Linked DNA regions of Mus musculus: region 2 is linked to region 1. A link is a loop called in an ENCODE intact Hi-C map of the cell type or tissue named here. Cell type or tissue: heart. All regions are shown on one strand. Links, peaks and the distances in the headings refer to the core of each region. The heading gives the core; the rest is flanking DNA. Region 1 overlaps Auts2 (autism susceptibility candidate 2). Region 2 holds the start of Auts2 (autism susceptibility candidate 2).

Region 1 (7,150 bases), core at 914-5,913:
TGTGTCGATTGATGAATGTGTGTTATTATTATTAAATAGATGTCTTTATCCCTGGCTGTAGTCTGAAATATAGTTTTAAAAAAATGTGTGTCCATAAAGCCCTATTTTACTTACTATTCCTACCTTTTAAATAGATTTTTTGGTCATTTTAAAAAACAATGTGCGTGTTGCTATGTGCATGGCTGGGGAAGCACGTGGGAATAGGGCAGGTGCCTTCGGAGGCTAGAAAAGTGTGTTTGGTCCTGATGGTTTGAGCTCGGGTTGTGAGCATTTGAAAGACACACGAATGTGGCAGATTTCCAGCCCCTTCCCTCTGTCTTTTCATAGGAGTGCTGTCCATTGAGAAGGTCAATTTCAAGTCTGCCGGGCTGGCACTGGTTTTATATTGATGATAGCTTTCCGTGTGTGTGTGTGTGTGTGTGTGTGTGTGTGTTGTATCTTTAGCTTGTAAGAGCTTTTCAAGTGATACATGACTTCATATATGGTGTATGAATGATAAACTTAGCATTCCATTCTGTTCTTGGCTTGCATTTCTTCCATCCTAACTTTTATAGTGTACATTTCATAGTGTACATTTATATATGTTAAACAGACAGCAATTTGTTTCTGTTGTTTATATTTTACCAGTAAATTTTTTAAAGCGATTTTCAATCAGGAAATATTGATTAGACCAAACAAGCCAAATGGTTAGTTACTGTGTCTTTCGTTTGATTAAGTCGGACTGACAGTGGAGCTATTCCTGTTAACCAAAGGACTTCCTTCTAGTATTTCTTGTTGAGATAGTCTAGTATATGGCAAACGATATATATGATCTAAGGACACTCAGGTGCAGAGGTTGTTTTCTGTTGATAAATAGGCTCTCTCTCTCTCTCTCTCTGTATTTGTCTGTGTTTGCACATGCATTCGTGCATGCACTTTAAATGTGCTGATATGCTGTCTTCTCTCAGTTATTTCCCACAAGACATTTGATGCCACCTAAATTCTTCTTAACCATAGCAAGGATTTTCTCTGCCACTCAGAGTTTTTAATCCCTGCATTTAGAGCACTTGACTGCAGTGAGTTTTAGTATAGTTTTATACATGTTTCTTCTAGTTTGTATTTGTTGAGTTATTTTATTCTATGGGGGCATAATTTTTATGTTGATAAATTTTGGGTCATTATTTCCTCAAAGATTTATTTTATTTTGTGAGTGTATGTGTGTGTACATGATTATGGGTACGCGTGTGTACATGAGTGTATATGTGCATGGGTGTAGGTGCCTTCAGAAGAAGATGAGGTTAGATACCCCAGAACTTTCATTACAAGCTGTTGTGAGCCACCCAATCGGGGTACTGGAATTGAACTGGAATCTATTAGAAGGGGTGCAAGAGCTCTTAACCACTTAGCCATCTCTCTAGTCTGTCTTTGACGTTTTTTTAAAGAGAGAATTCATCTTTATTTTACCTTCAATGGAATTCTAGTTCTGAGATATCAAACTATTTGTCATCTTGTATTTAAGTGTGTGTGTGTGTGTGTGTGTGTGTGTGTGTTAGTGTGTGTGTAAGTGATAGAGAGATGGAGAGTGTGTGTGTGTCCTTTTGGATAGTTCTTTGGCTTAGCCTCATGCTTACTGATCTCGTTTTCTCCTATGTGTGTTAAGTAGTTTTAGAGGTTAAAAACAGGTTGTGTTGTTTAAATAATAAACATCTTTGTCTTTTAAACATCCAAATGGATCTTATAGTAAATATTTTAATGTTCTTGTTTATGAATGATGTCTTTGTAACTTCTGGGTCATTTCTGTTATTTCATTCTGTTTTGAATATTACTTCATCCTGTTATTTTATTAATTGTTGGGAAATGTGTGCCACCACATAACCACACCCCCAGTCCATCACTGGGGGATCCTAGGCAAGTGTTTACTAAGCTACACACCATCTTCTATAAAGGCAGGATGGAGGTGTTCTAAGTGCATGTTCTATAGTGGACCCACATTCCTAGCCCTGCTTACGTATTTTAAAGAAAATCGTCTCTTTGGAAGGATGTGTTTCTCTAGGTTGAGCCTCATGTCTTTATGCTGTTTGAATTTGCACTTTTAACCTACTTTCATATTTTTTCTGTATTCTAAAATTTCTTCCAGATTCTCTGTTGTTGTTTTCCTTGTTCAAGATGTATCATGGGGTGACCAGTTCACATTTAGTTTTAGAGTGTTTGACAGTATATATTGTTCAGGCTTTGCCTAAAACCTTCACATTATACAAAATCTCACTTGTCTCTCCATTACAGTATAAACCACACTGATATCATCGTAGCTTGTTATTATGTGTCTTTGGTTTGTTAGGAAAGAGCTGTCAGAATAAGCTCTCTTTATCACTTGGAATTACAAGTTAACTGTTGTCTTGCCACTGATTAGAACAGCTGTCTTCTCCATTCTGCTGTGTCTGCTGTGGCATCTCACTGTCACAAGGTAGTGTTGGAGGTGACAGTCTCCTGAGACTCCTTTCATGACCTGTCACAACATCACAGACTGGGATCAGTCAGGGCTTTCTGTCTTTTGTATTGGCAATCTTACTTCTTAAAACATGTGGCTCTGCCTCTGACCCTGCCTTCTGCTCCTCTTTCTCTGCCTTCTGATCTGATGCTGTGTGTTATGGGGCAAGGTCAGGTCAGCTTCTAATATACTCTGATTAAAAATACTGCAGGGGCTGGAGAGATAGCTCTGTGGGTAATAGCAATTGCTCTTGTCAAGGTCCTGAATTGGGTTGCCAGCATCCATGTTGGGTAACTCAAAACCACTAGTAACTCTGTCCCCAGAAGATCTAACACCCTCTTCTGGCTGCCCCATCTACCTGCACTTGCGTGTGCACATGTACACACAAACACATATGAACATACACAAATAAAAATTTAAAATACTTTTAGAAATTCCTTCCTAAAATATACCTCAAAAGGAAGTCTTATGAGAAGACCTACTAATTTGAGAGCTTTATTTTATTTTTTATTTTTATTGAAAAAAAAAAACCTTCATTTTGGAGTTGATGTCTGCGGTATTCCTGTGTTCATATTTTTCACTAGCCTTGGATTCTCCCAGTCCTCCAAACACTGCTGACTTGCTTTCTTTCGCATTGCATGGTTCTGGCTCCCTCTGCAGCCTCAAATGGAAAAGTGCGGGGCTGTCCTTTGTTACTGAAAAAACCCAGCTAGCTGAGCTGCCTGCTTGTTTGAAGGAGCATTTGCAGCTGGTGTGCAAGTGTAGACGGGAAGCGCAGATTAAGGAACGCCTTACTTTTGTTTTGGCAAGGCTTATTGGAGACTAAAGTTGTATCTAGGGAGGATTCAGGTAGAGGAAAAATGGTGAGGATGGGCTGAAGAGAGGCTGAAGAGGTAAAAGGTGACATTTGCTAAGGAGGAAGTTTCAGGAGCAGTGTTGCAGTGTAGTTGTATGAAGACACTGAGCAGTGACACCTGAAAGGTCCCAGGCTGAAGCCTCCTGGGTCACTGGTCAAGGATTACAGCTTGACTGTGTGATTTAACACTTTGTGTGCCTTGCGAGTGGCTTCTCCGTCAACCATGTAGCAGGGGCTTGGGTTGCCCGCTGTACAGACTGCAGTCTCTTGTGCTTCAGAGTGAGGGAATTAGAATTAGAAAATGTAAGTCGAGCCTTCCTAGGCTGTGATAATGGCTTCAGATTATTGCTTTTCAGTGTTCTCTTGAGATGTTTTATTTCCCCCGTAAGTCCCCGAATCTACAGTGTCCATTAAAGGAAAATTATACCAAATTCTAAAATGTAAGTTTTTAAAGCAGCGGTCACCTTGTTTGACTTGTGCTTATTTTTGGATGAGCATAGGAACTTTGGACAGAGTGGGAATATTTGAGCATGGCGCTAGGGGTGCTGTTAGTGTTAACAGGCTGTGTACTCACCAAGTGAACATAGGTTTCCAAGTTCCTTTGGGTTATTTATGCATTTTGGTTCAGTCTAAAGGTTATTTAAAATTTTTGTACTTTAAATGCAAAATTTTATATAGTAGTACTTCTCTAGAATATTATGCATAGTTGTTGACGTAATGGCTTGGGTAGGCACAGATAGCTGGTATGTGAAGAATAAATTACCACATCAAAGCCTGTGTGCTTTAGAGGGAGGAGTGAGTACATTGGTAGGTATAGAAGATTACCTTTATTACACGGAAAATTTCAGTGTTTATATAAACTTTTGTGGGTTTAGCATATTTGTAGACATAAAGTGAGCCTTGGAGCCTTCAAACATGACCTTTTCATTTAGTAGCTGAGTGTCTTTGGCTTGGTTTTTCTTTTTCTTTTAATTCTTTTCCTGGATTTTTGAATCACCTGAATTAATACCTTGCCTTTATTGTCTTTATGTATTCACGTAAACTGAAAACCCCAAACTGAGTGGGTTGTTGTTATTGTTTGTTTGTTTTAAGTTTTTAAGTATGTTTTGTTTTGTTTTGTTTTAAAGTTTTGTTGTGTATGCTTAGCTGGCCTGCCACTCCCATCTACAATGCTGTTAACTCTCCACAGTCCTGCGTTAGCCTTTGGAATTGGTGCTGGAGACATGAGCATGAGCCCACTCCAGGCTTCAGGTTTCTGTTTGGTCACCAAAGCTTTTCTGTGTCTAGAAGACGAAGGTGAATTACTGTTTCTGTCCTGAAGTGAACCTCACACAGCCTTGTTGATGTTAGTGGGAATGCTAATATCTTTTCTAAAGTTCTTCTGGAGTGTTCCTCTGGCTCTATACTAAAAGGACTGTAATCTTTAGAAATTGAGTTCCTGCAGGGAGGCTGACAGCTCAGCAGATGGTGGGAGATTTTAGGGTGTTGTGTTTGTTATCGCTCATGTAGAGCCGACACAGACTCCAAACCCGAGTCTGTATTTCTCTTGGAGCAGACATTAACCTCTTTTTCCAGGCCGAGACAGTGAAGTGTATCAGTTTTGGTAGCCTGGGTTATAAGAAACCTAAATTAGTTTGAAGTGGAATTATCCTGTTGAAAGGGCAGTTGAAAGCCCTTGACACTGGACAGAGGATTGTCTAGTGTCTAATCTTGGCTCAGAACGCAGCAGACATAATGAGAGTCATTATGAACTGGTGATCTCTCACCCCTCCCCTCAGCAGACCGCATTAGACTTGCAAAAACAGAGAGCACTGTGTGTGCTTGGCCCTGTGCCTGCCCTGTGCCAGAGGAAGAAAGTCTACCTTGTTTGTGCTCCAACCAGATACCGATGTATCCTGTTACTGCTAGGCTGGGTTCTGAGTTCCTCTGTTCAAGCTCGTCTTGACAGATGCTGTCATGGCTGACCCTTAGCAAGACAAATGCAGCCACTTTGCAGGAGTTGGCTTCTACCCAGCTGTGCTTGCCAGTGTCCTGAAAGGACGTTCCTGTGTATTTACCTGTGGTCTATTACCCTCCATCACGATCTGAGCTACCTTCAGAATCTTGGCTGTATCTGAAAGCAATGTGTAGTTGTTTGTTCAAATAAATGCAGTCCCTGAACTTGACTTCCTGATCTTTCAATAACAGCTGTTGCTTAAATACATCCTGAGAATCTCCGGGAAGGTCTCCTGCTACAGAATCAGAACTTTGATAGCTGTGTATCATGGACTCTGGAAGCACCACAAAAAGAGACTCTCCACAGATGAATGTTGGGGGGTTTGCTCTGAATGTTAATCTTTGCCTAGGAGGAATGACAGTTTTGTTGTGTTGCAGCGGGTTGGGATGAAAGAAGACAAGTGGCTGGAAATGAGTGGGGTGAACTATGGTGAGAGCTTGCTTCTGAAGGGTGCTGGCAAAGAGGCTTCATTATGGTATTGAAAAACAGATGGGGGCTTCTTGAAGTCTGTGTAAGAGTGAGTGAGTATGGGTCTCCCTCTCCCTCTCCCTCTCCCTCTTCCTCTCCCTCTCCCTCCCCCCTCCCCTCCCCCTCCCTCTCCCCTCCCCTCCCCCCTCTCCCTCCCCCTGCCCCTCCCCCTCTCCCTCCCCCTCTCTCTGTGTGCTATGTGTGTTTAAAAATCATTCTGGCAGTTGTCTGGGGAAGGAATGGACACACACACACAAACACACACACATGCACACACACAGAGAGGTAGGGAGGGAGGGAGAGAGAGGGGGGGTGAGTGGTGCATTATTTTTTTCCTATCAAGCTCTTAGTAAGAGGCTGGTTTAGTAGAGAAAATAAAGTGGATAGGAAAAGATTTAGATATGTGGGTGTCTGTCAATAGAATTTAGCCAACACTTGTAAATTTAAAAGGTGCAAGAAGAAATAAATCAAAGTTAAGGAAAATGGGTATGTAGTTTTCATCTGAGATACAAGAAAGTACCTGTTGAAGAAGCACACATGGCTTTGTAGCTACATCATGACTCCATCAGTCTGGTGAACACGAGTTTAGAGTATCTTGCACTTGAGGTGTGAGTCAGTTGGTAAGGGCAAGTTTACATACATGAAATCTAACTTTGACTTTTAAGACATTGTACACTGTGTATGGGGATGTAAAGTGGTATTCCTAACACTTGGAATACGGAGGTTAGAAGTTCAAGGCTGTTTTTAGTTGTGTAATACATTCCAGGCCACCCTGTGCTACCTTGATGTACTTAGTAGAATACCACAATATAATGTAGATATTGATGAATATATTCAAGTATAGTTATTTTAACCCAGAGTTCAGACTTGAGATGTAGGTTTGTAGGATAATAATTTTATTCTCAATAACCTTAGTTCTATTTCATCATTAAAGTTATGAAATTATCATTTGTTTTTGCTAGCCTGTATCAATGTTGATACAGACAAGGCTCATATTAGAGATCAGATACTGTTTATTGAGAATGCATTGATTGTGTGTAGCTCAAACATCCATTTCCCTATCTGAGTTCATGCCATGTGAATTGTGGGGCAATTGGTTCTGTATATTCACCATTGTTGAAGCAGCCCACAGGACTACAGGTTAGACATTGTTGTCCTGTCCTTGTTCAGAGCCTTTTGGAAAGATCTTGACGTGGATGTCTCCTTTCATGCAGTGCTGAAGTCTTTAGTGCATATTTCTTAAGTGGAATCAACAGCTTAAACTTTATAGAAAGAAGCTACCATAGCTCGCTGTCTAAAACCTTGCATCTGTACTTTCAACTTCGGCACACTGTGGGTAGCCAGCCTGCTTTTCCTGTCTGAT
Region 2 (7,150 bases), core at 817-5,816, 310 kb before region 1:
TTTCTTTCTTTCTTTCTTTCTTTCTTTCTTTCTTGTTTCTTCCACACAGGGTTTCAGTGTGTATAGCTCTGGCTGTCCCGAAACTTATTCAGTAGAGGTAGGCAGATCTCTGAGTTCAAGGCCAGCCCGAGCTGCAGATTAAAGGCCTTTGACACCACTGCCTGTTGTGAAATTTCTCTTAAAACTTGCAGAAATTAGGCTGGAGAGATGGCTCTGTTAACCACAGGGCACTCACCGTGTAATCAGGAGAACCCCAAATCTCAAGCTGCCATTGAAAAATTAAAATACGGTCATGCCCACCTTTAATCTTAACCCTGTTGAGGGCGGAAAGGAGATGGCTGGGATTTGTTGGCTGTCAGCCTAACTCCACAGAAGTTCAGTGAGAGAATCTGTTTCAAAGAAATCAGACGGAGAGTAACAGAACAGGTCATCTGACATTCTCCTCTGAAGTCTCCATGCATTTGGGAAGGTGTGCACCTGCATATGTGTATGTGTATGTGTATGTGTATGTATATGTACCCTGCCCCCACACATACTCATATATAAACTCATACACAAAAATAAAACTTCTGAGAATTAATTGAGATATTATTTTAATACCCTTGGAACAGTGCCACACACAGTAATTGCTTAGCTTATTATGCAGTATTATTAATCATTCATTAGTGATCAAAACAGATGAGATGGAGATTTAGAGACAAATAAGAGCAATAAAACACATAAATAATTTTAATTCTCCAATGGAAGAATATGATGAAATTCTGACCCCAAAAGCCATTACCAATTCCAGTGAGCACTACACTTGGACCCTGAAAAAAAAAATCATTTAAACATTATCCCAAAATACGTTTGCAAATTACTCTTGCCAGAGGCAAGGTTCTTGGATACAGTATATTACGATCCACTTTCCCCCCCAACTAGACATTACTCTTTAAAGACACGACTGCCAAGGGCTGCTCTGAAAAGTCACCAATATAATGCCTCTTATTATATTTGACAATTTCACACTTTTCCCAACCCAATCTCCAAAGTTTGTGAAAAGTGACTCTACTTGCAATGTTACTTCCTGGTTTCCTAGAATCTTGTCTGTATCGAAGACAATTTTTACCTCTGTCCCAGATTGCTTCAGCTGTCAACTTAACACAGCCCAGAGTCATCAGAGGGAGTCTCAGTTTGGGGATTGCCCAGATCACTGGTCTTTTGCCAAGTCTGTGGGGGAACTGGCTTGTTGATTGATGTGGGAGGGCCAGGCCTCTGTAGGTGGTGCCATCACTGGGCAGGTGATCCTGGGTTGTGTAACAAAGCTAGAAGAGGGAAGAGTGTGCCAGAGACTGAGCCACTAAGCAGCATTCTCCCATGGTCTCTGCCAGGTTCCTGGCCTGACTTCCCTCAGTGATAGACTGTGACCTGGAAACATAAGCCAAATAAACTCTTTGTTCCTCAGAATGTTTTGTTTGTTTGTTTGTTTTTTAAATCACAGGAACAAAAATGAAAATTAGAATATCCTAGAAATGAACCCTGAAAATGAGCCCAAGTCCCTTCTTTGAATGACAAGGAACCTGCCTGTATTTTGAGGAATTTGCCTGATCGCCTCAGCGTGGGTTCCAGCCACTGAGGGCAAGAGCATCCTAGAAGAGAGGTTGAGTACAGGAGTCTGAATTTAAGTGACTGCTCCGGGGGCAGCAACAGTCAGTATAGCTAAGTAATTTTGGAAGGTGCCACTCTGCTCCCTAATAAATTCACATTTATCACACAACACCATTCTCAAGGGGGAAACAAAAAAGCACAGGATGTACTAAAAAAAGATGCTATGTTTTCAAGAAGAAGGCCTTGGGAAGCTTGAAAGGGAACTTTTTGAACATTTAATTGAACTTCTTTGATTTACAAGATGAGAAAATTAGTCATTTGAAAGTCTTGCCTAAGGTTAAATGGTTTGTTCCCCTGGACAGACATAAAGCCTGTCTTATTCACACTCCACTTGATCTCTTCTGTCTCCTTGTCTCCCACTACCCATATGCTCACAGACCTGGGTTCCTGAAACAGGAAAGCTGGAGTGTGACTTAAAAACAAAGTATTGAGAAACCAACCACTAAATCTGGAAGTGTTAAGACAAAGAGACTCACTTGCCAGAAAATAAGATTCAAGCACTTCTCTGTCTGTTTGGGGTGCCACTGTATTCCTGAACCTACAGCTGTGAAGCCCTAATATCTGTTGAATGCAAGAAAAAAAAAAGCATCCATCCGTTTACCCATTTGAGAAAGGTACGTTTTCTTTCTCTTCCACTGCTTCTGACCTTCTTGTTCTGTTCTGTGCAGACTGGGATTCAGAACAGTAGAAATCCGCGTACAAAGCATTGTAACACGGTGCCTGGCTCATTGTGAGCAATTAATGTCAGTTTGTTTTCTTTTCCTTCATGCCAAGTGTGGGTTGCTAGGGGTGAGGGGTGATGTGCCACAGTGTTTATGTGCTTGGACAGAAAGAGAAGCAACTAAGAGATTGCTGAGAGAAGACTGTCGGTGAGTATAGATCAATTCCAAGTGCCTTGAAAAAACGCACAGCTATTTTATCCAGAGAGGCTGGTCGCTTTGGTTGATCGATTCTGGGCTGTAGTCAGCTCTTTAATACAACTTTTTATAAGCATCCGTTACATCGTGGTGGAAAACGTAGGGAAGCCACCTCTGCTCCATCCTCCTGCAGCTAAGCAGTAAGCGAAGTCTGCAGCGAGGGGGATGGCGGTTTGGAGTCCTCAGACTGGGACGGCCCCGAGCTACTCAGTCCCTTGCTCCAGGTTCAAGTTCCCGGTGTCTGGCTGCTCCAAAGCGGCTAGCGCCTCCTCAAAGTGTCTCCCACAGAGAGACCAAAAGTGCTGGCCGGGCGGGGGTCGCCTGGGTTCAGGGGCACTCTGGCATTCAGTGTTCTACCACGCAGAGTAGGGGGTCGGGGGAAAGTTTCCAACTCTTGCTTGATGAGCCTGGACGCAGCACTAGACTGACTACTCTTCTTGTCCCCAAAGTGCAACCTCTTTGGGTCCATACTTTGCACTTCCCCGCGCTGCAAGCACTTTTTATTTAAAAAAAAAATTTTTTTTTTTTTTTTGCACCGGGCGCGCGCTTGCGCGCGGGCAAAACACCTAGAGGTACTTCAGAGTAGTTGAGCCAGCAAGAGCTTCAGGAGTGGAGGAGATAAGGCACTCCGGGAGCAAGTGTCCGGAGAAAGGTGCCTGCTACGCGTGCGCGCGCGAGTCCTCCGTGCGTTTGGCGGGATGTTGGGGCAGCCTCCAAGCCCTCGAACTTCAACTCCACACCGGCCTGTGACCGACCCCTCCAACACACCCCCCACAGCCTCTGGAGACCCCTTCCGCCCCCAAGTGCGCAGGCCCGGCCGCCCCAGCGCGCATGCCCTGGGCTCGTGGAGCGGTGGCCAGCCCCTCAGCCTTTTTGCTTTCCACACACTCTACAACTAGGGGAGGGGGGCGGGTCACGTGATCTAGCCCGGCCCGAGGCGCGCGGGAGGAGGGGGGACGGGGACGCGCGTGGGAGAGAGCGGGGGGGGGGGAGAGGCGCGAGGGGAGGGGCTTCTCTCGGGAGCGCGCAGCTAGTGGTGCCTGAGTGGAAGGGGCGGCCCTCGGGAGCGCGCCCCGTGGTGCCGGGGGTTTTGGGGAGGGGGAGAGAGAACGAGGCGTGAGAGATTCTCGGGAGTCCGCGAAGGGGGAAAGGGGGGCGGCCCTCGGGAGCGCGCCGAGTGAGGCGTGAGGGGAGGGGGTAGCTCTCGGGAGCGCGTGCAGAGCCAGGAGGGCGGTCCTCGGGAGCGCGCGCAGAGCGAGGCGCGAAGAGGGCGGTCTTCCAGAGCGCTCGCCGGTGAGCGAGCTCGAGCGCGCGTGCGAGAGAGGGGGAGAGAGAGAGAGAGAGGGAGAGGGAGACGGCAAGCGGGCGGGCGCGGGGCTGGGCCGAGGCGGGCGGCGGCGGTGGGCCGGCCGGAGGGGGAGGAGCGGGCGCTGTGTGAGCGAGGCGGGCGGAGGATGAGGCCGTGCCCGGGCTCTGGCTGCAGCCGCCCGGGGACACGCCGTGCACCCTCGGGCTCCGGGCTCCGGCGGCGGCGGCTGAGGCAGCGTTAGCTGAGAGCGAGCGAGCGAGTGAGCGAGAGAGCGAGCGGCATCTCGCAGCGCTTCTTCCTCAGGCGGGGCGACGCGAAAAAGAAGAAGAAGAAGAAGAAGACGAAGAAGAGGCGGCGGCGCCACCACACCGGTGTATCTCGGGTTGGAGACTGCTCTTTGCTTTCCTCGTTGACTGACTCACCCCCTCCCCCTTTATAATTTTATCTTAAATTTTTTTGGAAGAAGGGTGACCTCTGGAACTGGGGGTGGGGGGAGATCTACAATTTGTGTGTGTGCGTGCGTGCATGTGTATGTGAGGAGGGGGTCGGTGGCACGCGCCAGGCTTTGCAATTCTTCTCTTCTTTCATCTTTTTCTCCTCCTCCCCCCCTTGAAGACCGAAAAAAAAAAATCCCACAACTGCTTCAGCGTCCTCCTCCTTCCCTTCCTCCTTTCCTCGGGCAACCTCTGTCTCCGCTTGTGATTGCGTGGTTATGCTCCCCTCTCTGGGGGGTCTCGCCCCTCTCAGCTCGCTCTCCAGCCCTGGCTTCCCTTGGATGCATTTCTTAAAAAAAGACTGGGAGCCCGGGAGTGAGTTTTTCTGCGAGGCGAGTGTGTGAGAGAGGCGGAGGTGTGGGGTGTTTTCCTGCACGAGGGGGCGGGTGAAGTTCATTGCCACCCACCCCTCACTTCACCGTGACCTTTTCGGACCTCGGGCTTTTTTTTTTTTAAAATTTTTTGGGGGGTCTCTAGAGAAAGGGAGAAGCAAGGCGATTTCAGTGGTGGGGAGAGAGCATGGCCGCGGGGAGGGCTTCCCCAGTCTCTTGATCAAAGCATTCCGCTATTCTGATTTATTGCCTGCTTGGTGAGTTATTTTTTTCCCCCTTTCCTCTGTAAAGGAGACCTGTGTGTTCAGCCATTACTTTGCTCGGCGCTGTTCGCAGGCATCTCCGACCCTCGGTGCAGAGGGGAGCCCCACACTTCGCCCTCTCGCTTCCCCGTCCCTCCCTCCCCGTCTCCCCGCCCCTTCCCCCTTTTTTCTTTCTCTTTTCCCCCCTGCCCTCCCTTCTTGTTCTTCTTCGGATTCTTTTTTTTTTTTTTTTTTTTATTTCTCCCAGCCGCTTTCTCCCCCGCGCCCTTCCTCGCGGCGGGAGGGAAAAGCCCGTGCAGGAGGAAGGGGGGCTCGGTGTCAATTTTTTTTTTCTTCTTGGGGTGTGTGTGTGTGTGTGTGGCCGCGGCCCGAGCCTGTGGCGCGCGGGTAGGTGAACGGGGAAGATCCCCGGCGCGGTTAAAAGAACCATGGATGGCCCGACGCGGGGACATGGACTCCGGAAAAAGCGGAGGTCTCGATCACAGCGAGACCGGGAGAGACGCTCCCGGGCCGGGTTAGGAACCGGTGCGGCGGGTGGTATAGGAGCCGGCCGGACCCGGGCTCCCTCGCTGGCTTCATCGTCGGGCTCCGACAAGGAAGACAATGGAAAGCCCCCATCCTCCGCCCCGTCCCGGCCCAGACCCCCGCGGAGGAAGCGCAGAGAGTCCACCTCAGCCGAAGAGGACATCATTGATGGATTTGCCATGACCAGCTTTGTTACTTTTGAAGCGCTGGAGGTAAGGGGGGACCCCCTTTTCTGTTCCCCCCATGGTTTCCTTTTATGCATGACACCCCCCACACTCGGCTGCACCCCGGTTTTCTTGCCTCCCCCGCCGCACTCGAAGCTCTCAGTCTCGGCCGAGGTCTTATTGTTGGGTGTGGGGTTGTATGTAGGGGGAGCTGGGGGCAGATTGGCAGCAAGGAGGGAATCGCTAAGCTGTATGCCTGGTCTGGTCTTCTACTGGTTTCGTTCTTGTCCAGCTTGCCTTTCCCTTGCGCCCCCTTCCTGCACCCCCACCTCCCTCCACAGCAGATGGGTGGAAAGAAAGGGGTTCAGGCATCACAACAATGCGCCCCCCTTCTCCACGGATGGTTCTACCCCCACTCCTTTCCTCTTCTTCTCCCTCCCCAATCATGGCTTCTTGGCTGGTGGAAGTCTTTGCTTGGGTTTGGGGCGCCTGTGGACTGTTCTCTGTGTGCTTTCTACAGAGCCATATGTTCCCATGCGTGTGTGTGTGTGTGTGTGTGTGTGTGTGTGTGTGTGTTTTAGTCTGTCTAGTATATGCTTTTTCTGGATGTCCTGGGGATCAGAGGCTGCTAGGGTTTTGTGGCTTTTCTATACTCCCCCCTCCCCTTTTTTTGGTGAAGCTGGGGAAGGGGGCGTTTTCTCCTTGTTGGGAGAAAGGAGGGAGGAGGGGAGAAGAGGAAAGGATGGAATATCTTTTTATATAATGCATGGGGCTATATTGCAGAAAGGGTTAATGACAATATTATCCACACACATACATTTGCGTGTGGGTTGTGTTGGTGTGTGTGTGTGTGTGTGTGTGTGTGTGTGTGTGTATACATGAGCAATTTAGTTGAAGGACAGAAGAAGGTACACCAGGGAGGGCTGGTATGAGGCAAGATAAAATCCTAGCTGGCTGCTGAAGGGCTTGTCACCAGTTGTCCCTCTTTTCCTTTTTTTGTATGTGCCCCCCACCCCAAGTGATTGGCTTTGTGTATGTGTTTGTGTGTCTGTCTTTATTCCTGAGGCACCTGCAGGCAGCCTTGGTTTTTCAAATGCATATTTTCCTGCCTGCTAAGAGGCTCCTGGTGTGTGTGTGTGTGTGTGTGTGTGTGTGTGTGTGTGTGTGTTTGTAGGATGGAAGGAGCTGGAGGGAGACAGTCCAAGGGTCACAGAAAAGTATCTTTGCCTGGGAAGATTTGCTTTGGTGCTGGGATTGGTCATTGGTGTGTATACATTTAACTGCTTTCTTTCCTCCTCTTCCTCCCTTTCCCCACCCTCAACACACACAGCCACACATACACAGGAGGTTCCGAGGGCCTCCTGAGTTGATCCAGGACAAAACCAAAATATGGTTGGTTTGTAGCCTTTCATGGCACCTGACATAATGGTGTGGAGAAACTTTTCTCTTCCCTTTATTTATTTATTTATTTATTTATTTATTTAATTTATTTATTTATC

Evidence for each region. Peaks named below come from ENCODE experiments on the same cell type or tissue, not always from the same donor. Only the 100,000 strongest peaks of a DNase experiment are listed, where the experiment ranks them.
Region 2: it touches region 1 in a loop (5-fold over the local background); 12 of 42 quality-filtered maps call a loop at or near these places.

The regions. Positions count from the first base shown.
Region 1 is chr5:132,227,829-132,234,978 of GRCm38, reverse strand. All of the region lies in intron 2 of Auts2 (autism susceptibility candidate 2), which reads left to right. Among named protein-coding and RNA genes, the nearest start is that of Auts2, 310 kb to the left of the region's middle. RefSeq lists an enhancer at 4,619-5,827. In heart, for the core only: a CTCF peak has its summit at 3,120; DNase peaks (open chromatin) are centred at 3,128 and 5,178; H3K4me3 peaks cover 656 bases.
Region 2 is chr5:132,540,064-132,547,213 of GRCm38, reverse strand. It overlaps Auts2 (autism susceptibility candidate 2), which reads left to right and starts at 3,994. Exons shown (of 20, transcript NM_001363480.1): 1 at 3,994-5,699. The coding sequence starts at 5,391. In heart, for the core only: no CTCF peak of the experiment used is centred there; DNase peaks (open chromatin) are centred at 1,243, 3,323, 3,873, 4,663 and 2 weaker places; H3K4me3 peaks cover 3,601 bases; H3K27ac peaks cover 3,436 bases; H3K27me3 peaks cover 726 bases.